Linked DNA regions of Homo sapiens: region 1 is linked to region 2. Evidence: chromatin loops called from intact Hi-C (ENCODE). Cell type or tissue: heart left ventricle. All regions are shown on one strand. Each heading gives the region's core, and the rest is flanking DNA. Links, peaks and the distances in the headings are about the cores only. Region 1 overlaps STARD13 (StAR related lipid transfer domain containing 13). Region 2 has its middle 200 kb from the start of LINC02344.

Region 1 (5,384 bases), core at 283-5,282, 410 kb after region 2:
ATTTTGGTGGGAACACAACCAAACCGTATCAGCCACCGCACCTGACTTCTAAGCCATAGAATTCTTTTCTGTACCTTGGCTTTGTACTCGCTTTCACTTTAAACTTGAATGTTCAAGTTTGTCATTTAGTCAAACCTACACGGAAACTAGATTTTGAAGGAATAAACAAGAATAGGAGGATCCCCACAATGATTAACTGTGCATCTGCTTAGGTTTCCTTAAAAACAACACACTGCAAGGTTAAAGGGAGTTAAAGTGGACGCTAGATACATAAAAAGATTAGTAGGCAATTGAACAAACATTGAAAGATACAAATAAGCAAATACCTCTCAGTGAGGGACTGCTGAATGCACTACCTTCTTTATTCTCTTCAGCAAACCTATGAGGCAAGACCCGCTTCAATCTTATAAGTGGCAGAAACTTACTTTAGAGAGGGTAAGTAGACTGTGGACAGTCACCTAGCTCTTAACTGGTATCACTGACACTTGGAACCAGGTCTTAAAACTGAACACCCAGGTAGAGTAAAATAAATTTAATTCAATTCACAAAAAATAAGCAATTATTATGTCCTTGGCATTGGACAGGCTATACATATGAATAAATATGTTTATATGAATAATGAAACAGAGAAACACAGGTCTTGCTCTTTTTTATTTTTTTGAGATAGTGTCTCACTTTGTTGCTGCGGCTGGGGTGCAGTGGTGCCATCACGGCTCACTGTAGCAGGCCCGGCTCTTGATGACTTCACCTGTAACAACTGAGAGTGGAGGCTTTCAAGCAGAAGGCTTCTAAGCTGAAAAAAAAAAATCATATGATTCGATTTGGACTACACTGTGGAAAGCTATTTAGATGGGGAAGATGCTGGAGACAGGGTTTCTCCCACATTTTTACTGTAACAGATCCAGAGAGAGGTGGCAAGGCCTACACTAAGAGAATGAGAGTGAAATTACGAATGAGGGAACAGATTTGAAAATCAGTTCAGAATTAGGTCTTGGTGATGTGCTTGGTGAGGATGAAGCAGGATCCGATGATTCAGTTTATTTCAGAAGGAAATGATATGCTCTAGGTCAAGGTCTGCGCTGGGCCCAAGGCTATGCAAAGCTAAACCAGGCCATCTCTGGCCTCAGGGAATGCAGATGCTCCCCTCTCAGGGGCTGCAAATTCAGGCAGAAACCAGACACCTAGAGTCAATGTGTGAGGCCCAAAGTGTAAGACAGTGCCAAGCCGCGGGGACCCACTGCAGCCACACAGAGGTGTGCGTCCTGCCAACGGCATTCTGACTCGGAGTTGATTCCACAGAAAAAGACGCTCATGCAGAGTAGCCGGATTGGATCACAAATAGCGATCTCCAGAATGGCTCCCTCATCTCTACTTAAAGAAATTCAGTGGTTCATTTTGCTGTTACCTTATCCAGGGAATACACGATAAGAATCAAGTGCAGGGGACTAAAATAAGGAGTGTTAGCTTTGAGATATACTGAAGCTGAGATTCAGATGGGGCAAGCTGGAAATATGGTCCCCGGGGCTCAGTGAAGAGGTTTCTGGAAAGAAGTAAGTGCCTTTTATGGCAGAGTTGAGTTCCTTTGTGAAAAAGAAGACTGCAGGTGCTTTATATTTAGACCGTCTAGTCTGATGTAATTATACCCTCTTTATAATCAGTCAGGGAAAACTTCTTAGAGAGGAAGGAAGGAGGCATTCAAAACCTCTTTGAAAATGGGAAGGAAGAAAGTTTGGCAAGTTGAGAAGGGTCCTCTGGCCACTGGGAGGAAGGGTATGTACAAGACAGTGCAAGTGGTAGAAGGACAGCTTAGAGGTGCCCAAGAAGCTCACACCTGTGCATGGGAGGACAGAGGGGAGGGAGGTGGAGGACCACACAGGGCTGCCCTCAGAGCACCCAGAGTTCCTGCTTCAGCCACGCTGTCTGCTAATGAGCATTTTCCTTGGTGCTCTGCAGGGTGACGACTCCGATGAGGAAGATCTTTGTATCAGCAACAAATGGACTTTCCAAAGAACCAGTCGCAGGTGGTCTCGTGTGGACGACCTCTACACGCTGCTCCCTCGAGGAGACAGAAATGGGTCACCGGGAGGCACGGGGATGAGGAACACGACCAGCAGTGAGAGCGTCCTCACAGACCTGAGCGAGCCTGAGGTCTGCTCCATTCACAGCGAAAGCAGTGGAGGCAGCGACAGTCGCAGCCAGCCGGGCCAGTGCTGTACAGACAACCCGGTCATGCTGGATGCCCCACTCGTCAGCAGCAGCCTCCCACAGCCCCCCAGAGATGTCCTCAACCACCCCTTCCACCCCAAGAATGAGAAGCCCACGAGGGCTAGGGCCAAATCATTTTTGAAACGCATGGAAACACTCCGAGGGAAGGGAGCCCACGGGAGGCATAAGGGGTCTGGGCGGACAGGTGGCCTGGTGATCAGTGGGCCCATGTTGCAGCAGGAGCCAGAGTCCTTTAAGGCTATGCAGTGCATCCAAATACCAAATGGAGATCTCCAGAATTCGCCGCCACCTGCCTGCAGAAAAGGGCTCCCATGCTCTGGCAAGTCGAGTGGCGAGAGCAGCCCGTCGGAGCACAGCAGCAGCGGGGTGAGCACGCCCTGCCTGAAGGAACGCAAGTGCCACGAGGCCAACAAGCGCGGGGGCATGTACTTGGAGGACCTAGATGTGCTGGCGGGGACAGCACTGCCGGATGCAGGGGACCAAAGCCGTATGCATGAATTTCACTCCCAAGAGAATTTGGTGGTGCATATTCCCAAGGATCACAAACCAGGAACATTCCCCAAGGCACTTTCTATTGAAAGCCTCTCTCCCACAGATAGTAGCAATGGGGTTAATTGGAGGACCGGTAGCATCTCCCTGGGCAGAGAGCAGGTCCCTGGTGCCAGGGAGCCCCGGCTCATGGCGTCCTGCCACAGAGCCAGCCGAGTCAGTATCTATGACAATGTCCCTGGCTCCCATCTGTATGCCAGCACAGGAGATCTTTTGGACTTGGAGAAAGATGACCTTTTCCCTCACTTGGATGACATTCTGCAGCATGTCAATGGGCTCCAAGAGGTAGTCGATGACTGGTCCAAAGATGTCTTGCCTGAACTGCAAACTCATGATACATTGGTTGGGGAACCTGGCTTATCCACCTTTCCATCTCCTAATCAGATCACCTTAGATTTTGAAGGTAACTCTGTCTCAGAAGGTCGGACGACACCCAGTGATGTGGAAAGAGATGTAACATCTCTTAATGAATCTGAGCCTCCTGGGGTCAGAGACAGGAGGGATTCTGGTGTAGGGGCCTCTCTGACCAGGCCAAACAGGTAGGTGGCATGCACTTGTGAAATGATTTTTCATCCATTTCATAGTAATTGTGTTCTGTTTATTTCTTTAACAAACATACACAGAGTACTTACTAAATGCCTGACTCTGTTCTAAGTGATGTATGTGATTAGGAATTATTTGAACAGAAGTATGACTTCTGTACAGGTATCATGGTGATTGAATCCATGTGAACTCATATTTATTTGTGCTTATCCTTTATTTTGTTCCTAGTTTTATCCAAAAATATTTTGAGCTTCTTATGTGCAAAGCGTTATACTGGGCACCATAGGCAGGGAATCCTGGATAACCAATACCCAGTTCCTAGGCACCGACTCTTCCCCTGACCTTCCTGTGATGCGTTCATCAAAATGTCTCTTCCCCAAATTTTACACTTTTTTTGCTCCTATAAGAAATTTCTGAGGCCTAAGATGTGTACTCTGCAAGTTTGTTTTTGCTTTAAAGTGCCAATTACAAAGTACATCAAAGCTGACCTACAAAGACCGTTTCAGAAGCACCATAGAAAAATGGCCCTGTGCTGCTGGGTTTCTGGTTGAGGCAAGGGTGTGTCTTGTGGTTCAGTGATGTGTCACCTCTGTACCTCTCATCTTCGGGCTCCATCTCAATACTGAGCAAGATATAGAGTGTAGACACATGGAAGACAATGAGAAAATTTTCTACAGCCCTAGACATTCGACAGCTCTCTCCCTCTCTCTCTCTCTGTTTCTTGCTCCCTGTCTGTATCTCTCTCTCTTTCTCTCTTTGTCTTTATCGCTCTACCTCTGTCTGTCCTCTGTCTATATTGCTCTATCTCTGTCTTCCCTCTCTCTGTCTCTTGCTCTGTCTCTATCTTTCTGTCTCTGTCTGTCTCTCCATCCTCTGCCTCTGTATCTCTTTTTGTCTCATCTCTCCATCTCTCCATCTACATCTGTCTCTCTCTTTTCTATCTCTCTGCTCTCTCTGCTTCTGTCTATATCTCCCTGTCTCCGTCTCTTTCCTCTCTTTCCGTTTCTCTCTCTCCCTCTGTTTCTCTCTCTCTCTCTCTCACATACACACACACACACACTCACTCACACACACACTGTCTCAGCTTGCTCTCAACACTTTGGGAACAAATTTGGAATAAACAAACATAATATTTCCTCTATCACTTATTTAAACCCCCTAATAAAATGGATAATAAGACTTTTTCCAGATTTATCTGACTTGGAAAAATCATGTCCTATGTTTATTCTGCACACTTGTGTCTTCTGTTCCATTTGCTTTGCGATTTTCTTTGCTCGGCTGCTATCTTGATTAGCTGCGTGTACCTTGGTGATGTCCCGTGTTTCCCGCTACCAAGTCCACTTTGTGACTGGCTTCTCTGATGGTCTCTCTGGTAAAGGCGACTCCGATGGAACAGTTTCCAGCTGTCGCACCAGCCCCGGCCGGCCCCAGCATCGCCCCACATCAGCAGCCAGACGGCCAGCCAGCTGAGCCTGCTCCAGCGCTTCTCACTGCTCCGCCTCACGGCCATCATGGAGAAGCACTCCATGTCCAACAAGCACGGCTGGACATGGTGCGTAGCACATTCACCTAGGAGGGGATCCTTGGCTCTAGAGCTAAGTGTGTGATTGCAGAAGCTTCCATGTTTACTTTGTGATATCTGAAAAACCCATTCATTGCCTTCACTGATGATCTCCTGGACATAAGGCATGAGCTCTGCCGTAGCCTCGATGCAGTGGACCCTACAGGAAACATTGCTCTATTTGTAGTTCTCAGTTGGTTTCCAGGGAAGGCAGTCAGGCTCCAAGAAAGGAAAAAGAGACAAGTAAAGGGTGATTAATTGTGAACAGAGGAAATAAAAATAAACTTGCCATAAAATAATCCTGGCAGTTTGCACAGAAACAGCTGTCACTTGTACCTTCTGGCCTGATGCAAAGCTTACCACTTAGAGCATTGATTCATTCAAAGAGCATTTAATTCTTCAAATACATTTCTGCTTTTATTTCATTGGCAAATAGAAACAAGAATATGCAGTAAACCTTGTAATAAGGAATTGACAGAAGCATGTTAGAACTTGAATGTGGACC
Region 2 (5,384 bases), core at 57-5,056:
TTTATACAAACAGTTTTAACTTCAAGGGGGAATGTTAGTCATAACTTGTCTGCGTAGCAGCAGTATTTCGGAAACCACAACATTTCCAGATTTCTGCTCATCACTTAGTTTGTTTTATTCAGTAAACACTGATTGGACTCCCACTAAATGCTGAATGCTGCACTAGGACGCAAAACCAATGAAACAATAACCTTTCTCACAGCTATGTAAACAACTTGTTCATTTTATTGAAAGCCGTGCTCAGAACTGTTCTGGAAGTTTACTCATCTGTAGTGCTCAAGTCGTGGTATTTGCTCTCTTGCTGCTATTTAATGAATCCTGAAATTGTTTTTGTAACCTAAAATAAAATTTTTACTATGATAAAATAACCTAAAAGAAAATCTGATTAAAAAGTTTATTTAATGTGGAATAAAATTTAAAGCAGCTCTAATATGAATAGCAAGGGAATTTTGTTACTAACAAACCGATAGAACAATATAATGAGGCAGTTTCACTAAGACTGTATGACAAAATGGAACCTGAACTCTGCTCCAGTGTATTAATAATTAGTGTGACTTTTACAGAGATTGGAGTATAGGCTGTTATCAGACATCACAGGGAAGTTCTGTTCAGTAAGCTGGCAGAAGCAATTTCTTCTTTCTTTAAAGAGGAAAACCAGGTGGTTTTACAGTTGAGTGTTCGTTAAAAGAGGTATCTACCAGTTTTTCCCTTTTAATTCTGCTTTTCAGATTGTGCTAGCCCAGAGAGAGTTATAAATCCCTTGAATATAAGACATTGACTTCAGTTTTTATTGTCACCTCTCATATACATCCCTAATGTTTATCTAATTTTTATCTTACCAAGACAGCATAATCATTATGCAGTAAATATAGACTGAGTAATATTACAACATTCTCAGATTCAGGAGACTCTCCCATGATGGGAAAATATATTTCAGAATCAAATACTCTTATTTCCTAAGCTTCGTTTTCTTTATTATTTTTTATTAGTTTTCATTTTCCTAACTTATAGAATAAACAAATGCAGTTTGGAACAATTAAAAAGTTTCTTACAGTTATTGATGATAAAACAGTCCAAATGATGTTACACTAAATTTCATAAATTCCTGGCTTTAAAAATACGTATGATGTAATGGCATGTTAAATAATGGCCAGCACAATTTAGTTGTCTTATTTGCCATTTCTGTTTTGCTTCACCATTTTACCATTTTATTTTCCACCTTTGAGTCTTCAGTACTCTTAACTGTATCACTGAGGATTGACAATCCTATATATTTAATTTATTTACATGCACACACGGAAAATGGAATGTCACATCTAGAGTAGCTTTCCCATAACCCAGCTCTATTCATGTCCCCCAAATCACTGATGCTCTTATTCCAGATCATGATGAGGACCAACTGGGGTGTAAGCCTGACCTCTGTGTGTTCTATAAGGGATCACTCAGTCCTCTTCCATTCCAATAATTTAAGTATAGATTTTCGGACTGCCATCTCGCCTTGTATAATATGCTTAGATGGAATCAGTAAAACAAATGTGCCTTTTATTTCCCTGAATGGGATTATTGTAAAGAAACAAGAAGCCATCAATAAGGGGGCAAAGTTCCCTTTATCCCCAAAACACCAATAGTCACATTTGAGGGCTAGAACATATTTACTTCAGCTTTTGTGGTAAGAGAAAGAATGTAAGTTTTTTATGTTCAAAATAAAGTTGACCTTGGTGCAAAACAACCAATATGTTCTAAGAACTTTCTCCTCCTTTGGAGCAGGCCTTTGTTATATCTCTAATTAATATAATTAAGTTATTTTGAAAATCAAAACAATTAATTGATGTTTTTCTTTCTCATCTGCTCCTGGAAGTTGTATTTTTAAGTTACTAAAATACAATTTTATCTTTAATTGATTGCCTTTGATTCTCTGTGGTAAAACTTAAAATACAAAATATATTTTACTTAATTGTATCAATTTGAAATTGTTATAGTTCAAGAATATTTGTATGTAACTCTTCTAAACTTTGAAATCATCAATATTAAGTTTAAAGGAAGACTTGGGGCTAAAATTTCCAGTCAGTGCTTTTTTCACTTTTGCTTTTATTTTTGGCCAGTCGTATTCAGATTTATGTAATGAAGAAAACCCATTTGGTTCTCCTTTTTTTTTCTTTTTGAGACAGAGTTTCGCTCTTGTCATCCAGACTGGAGCACAATGGCATGATCTCGGCTCACTGCAGCCTCTGTCTCCTGGGTTCAAGCGATTTTCCAGCCTCAGCCTCCTGAGTAGCTGAGATTACAGGCATGCACAACCACACCAGGCTAATTTTTGTATTTTTAATAGAGATGAGTTTCACCATGTTGGCCAGGCTGTTCTCGAACTCCTGACCTCAGGTGATCCGCCCGCCTCAGCCTCCTAAAGTGTTAGGATTACAGGCGTGAGCCACAAACGGCCCGGTTCTCCTTTTATTATGTCCAGAATTTGGACATAACATCTTCTTTCATCAAGAAAATGGTACATTTTAATTTGTTCTGCTTTCCCTCTTTGGGGTTAGTGTTTCATTTGTCATGAATAGTTTGGATGGTAGATAACCATAACTTGAATAATAAAAGGAAAATAAGTTTTTATAAAATAATGTTAAAACAGGCCCAGTCCTTAATCTCATAGTGCTTATACTAGACACTTAGAAGAATTTAAATATATCCAAAGGCCACTGAAATGTTCTATAATCATTTTAATAGTGTTTCAACAGTGTATTCTATATATAAAAAAATACATTAGAAAAGGTTCCTTTTCTCCTGCTTAACATAGTACATGATCACAAAATACATGTATGAAAAAACAGCATGTAGTTTCAAATATCTTTAAAACAAGGATAAACAAGAGACCTTTTTAAAAATGTTGAAATCCAATGTCTACCTGTTGAATTACATTTAAAACCAGACAGAAAATACACACTTCTTTCTGTCCTACTTCTTCAACTATTTTCCCTGTCTGGTGCATAACATTCTTAAACTGCTTAGAGGAAACTTTACACAGAGCAATGCATCATCCAGTTAGTTCATGTGGCTCTCCCTGAGCTTGAATACCATTCCAAAGAAGATACTCTAAAAGTCTGATAACTCAAAATAATATAATTTGTAAAGGCCTAGTATTTTATGGTAGGAGACTCTAGGACATAAAATAGACATTCTATTGATGAGAAATCTGAGAGTATAGAAAAAGTGAAAAGTACACCCAGCTAACAAAAAGAGTGATTTCAGGGTTGCTAGTAGGCTTTCCTTGCTTGCCCCAGAGCATTCCTATTGTGATACCATCACTCCACTTATCTCTACTTATTGATCAGTTGTCAGTTACTTTTGAAAAGTCCTAAGCACAACGTTCTGACCAGAATTCTGATGAACATAAAGTAAGTATAAGATATGTCCTTCATTTCTAGGAACTTTGAGAGTAATTGAAGAAAAGAGACACATTCATGTAATGGAAAACACCTTCTGATGATGTGTGCTGTGAGAGCAGAGAAGAGCATAATTAACACTCAGCATTTGTTAAGGGCTGAACATGTGCCTAGAGCTTTATATCCAGTCCTCACAGTCATGATCAGAGTGGCTGGGGAAGTCTCCATGGAAGAGGTGCTCAGGTGTTTGAAAGTTTTATTGACATCAAATACAAGGAAATTGTAAGCAAAGGCTTTGGTTTAAATTTGCATGTGATCTTACCATGTACTTCCTAGCCTTTTTCAGTTTATATAAGCATAAATCCACTTACTTACCAGATGTAATAATTTTATTGAATGGAAACAACTTGATAGGGTGAACAAAAAAAAAAGAGCTTTGTTTTTTCTTTCTGTTGTTCCTTCAAATATGTGCAAGGAATATTTCTTCTCTACTTTGAATGATTTATCAGGTGGGTGCCATAGTATTTCCAATCATTTTAAAATAAAACATCCTCTGGTTACCTTTTGGCACAAGAACAGTTTCATTTAAATATTCAGAACTTTCAGACCATTTATAATCACATAGCTTCATAATCTTACCTAATTTAAAGCTGCTTCCCACTGCTGAGACCTGCTATGGGCAGAAAGGCCTGTGGGGGTTGGCTTCTCTTTTGTTTTCATATCTTGCTCTATTGCTCCTCACCCAGTCTGCTACCTACAGTGTCTCATCCTCCAGGGTCTTACTAGGTAGAAAGGACTGGGGGAAAAGACCCAGGTTTACATGGTCACTACTCTGACAATCTGGAACTGGCATTCTTGGGGCTTTGATTGACACTAAAAGTACCTCTTTATGTTCCTCTGCCTGGAATCTCCAGTGACACAATTCTCGGATTGGCCTTTCTCCCACTGGCCACTTAGGACTTAAGCCAACATTTAGCCATGGGTGACTGATATGTTTGCCTCACCTGGGTTCTTTCTGTTGGGGTCCCATTGTCCCAGCCCCTTTGGAAAAATTTTGTGGCTGATTTCTTCACCTGGAAGGTGCCCATCTGGTCCACAAGAACCACTTGTACTTCCTTGACCCAGTTTTGTGTGGAAATACAGTAATCATCTTACAAGACCACTGCTACCCTTTGGATTCCTCATGTCGGAATCAGACACCAGGTATGAATCAGATTAGTTCATAATTACTTGAGATATAAATAAACAATTGCTCAGAAGTACAACTTTTTTATACCCAAATGACATAAATTTCTCTCCTGTTTTCATGAAAGGAATTTTGTACACACAGTATCCCAGGTATATTAATAGCATACAAGTAAAAGTCAAAGCATTACAACTTTGACAAAAATAAACAGAATGTTTTCAGACTTCAAGATAGAAAAATTTCTTACAAGCACAGCCATAAAGGAAGAAAACTAAATCCAGGGACCAGAAGAAATGCTAAAAATTATTATTCAAGAAAACTTTCCTGAAATAAAAAAGATTAGAAGTTACATATTGAGAGAGTTCTCCATACACCTAAAAAGATCAACCCAGAATTATAATATCAAGACACTCTACCACAATTACTGGGTTTTAATTTTTTAAAAATCCTTTGACTATTTAGAGGGGAAAAGAGCACATGATTTATAAGAGATCATAATTAGATAAACTTCAGTTTTTTTCATTAGCAATACATTAGGCTAAAAGAAAATAAGGTAACATAATTAAGATTCTCAAGGGAAAAAAGTATGTGCCAAGCACTTTGTGTCCAGAAAAACTTACTTTGTAGCAAAAAGGGCACAATGACTATGAGATCTTCCTGAAGAGCCTGCTAGAAAATGAGCTTCAGGTAACAGGTGAGCAGAACGACAGCCTATAGACTGTGCTGAGCTGCAATAGAGACTTCGTAGGAGAACTAAGACTAAATGAAGGCTAAGAGGAAGAGAAAATAGTATATAATCACTAAAAAGATGGGGA

The links. A loop is a pair of places that touch in the nucleus more often than their neighbours do. Peaks named below come from ENCODE experiments on the same cell type or tissue, not always from the same donor. Only the 100,000 strongest peaks of a DNase experiment are listed, where the experiment ranks them.
Region 1: it touches region 2 in a loop (2.4-fold over the local background); 17 of 110 quality-filtered maps call a loop at or near these places.

Annotation. Positions count from the first base shown.
Region 1 is chr13:33,126,859-33,132,242 of GRCh38, reverse strand. STARD13 (StAR related lipid transfer domain containing 13) reads left to right here. Exons shown (of 14, transcript NM_178006.4): 5 at 1,954-3,314; 6 at 4,697-4,870. Among named protein-coding and RNA genes, the nearest start is that of KL, 110 kb to the right of the region's middle. In heart left ventricle, for the core only: a CTCF peak has its summit at 4,809; DNase peaks (open chromatin) are centred at 2,172, 2,572, 2,902 and 4,772; H3K27ac peaks cover 1,735 bases.
Region 2 is chr13:33,531,993-33,537,376 of GRCh38, reverse strand. It overlaps a transcript of STARD13 not described here. Among named protein-coding and RNA genes, the nearest start is that of LINC02344, 200 kb to the right of the region's middle. In heart left ventricle, for the core only: no CTCF peak of the experiment used is centred there; no DNase peak of the experiment used is centred there; H3K4me3 peaks cover 259 bases; H3K27ac peaks cover 235 bases.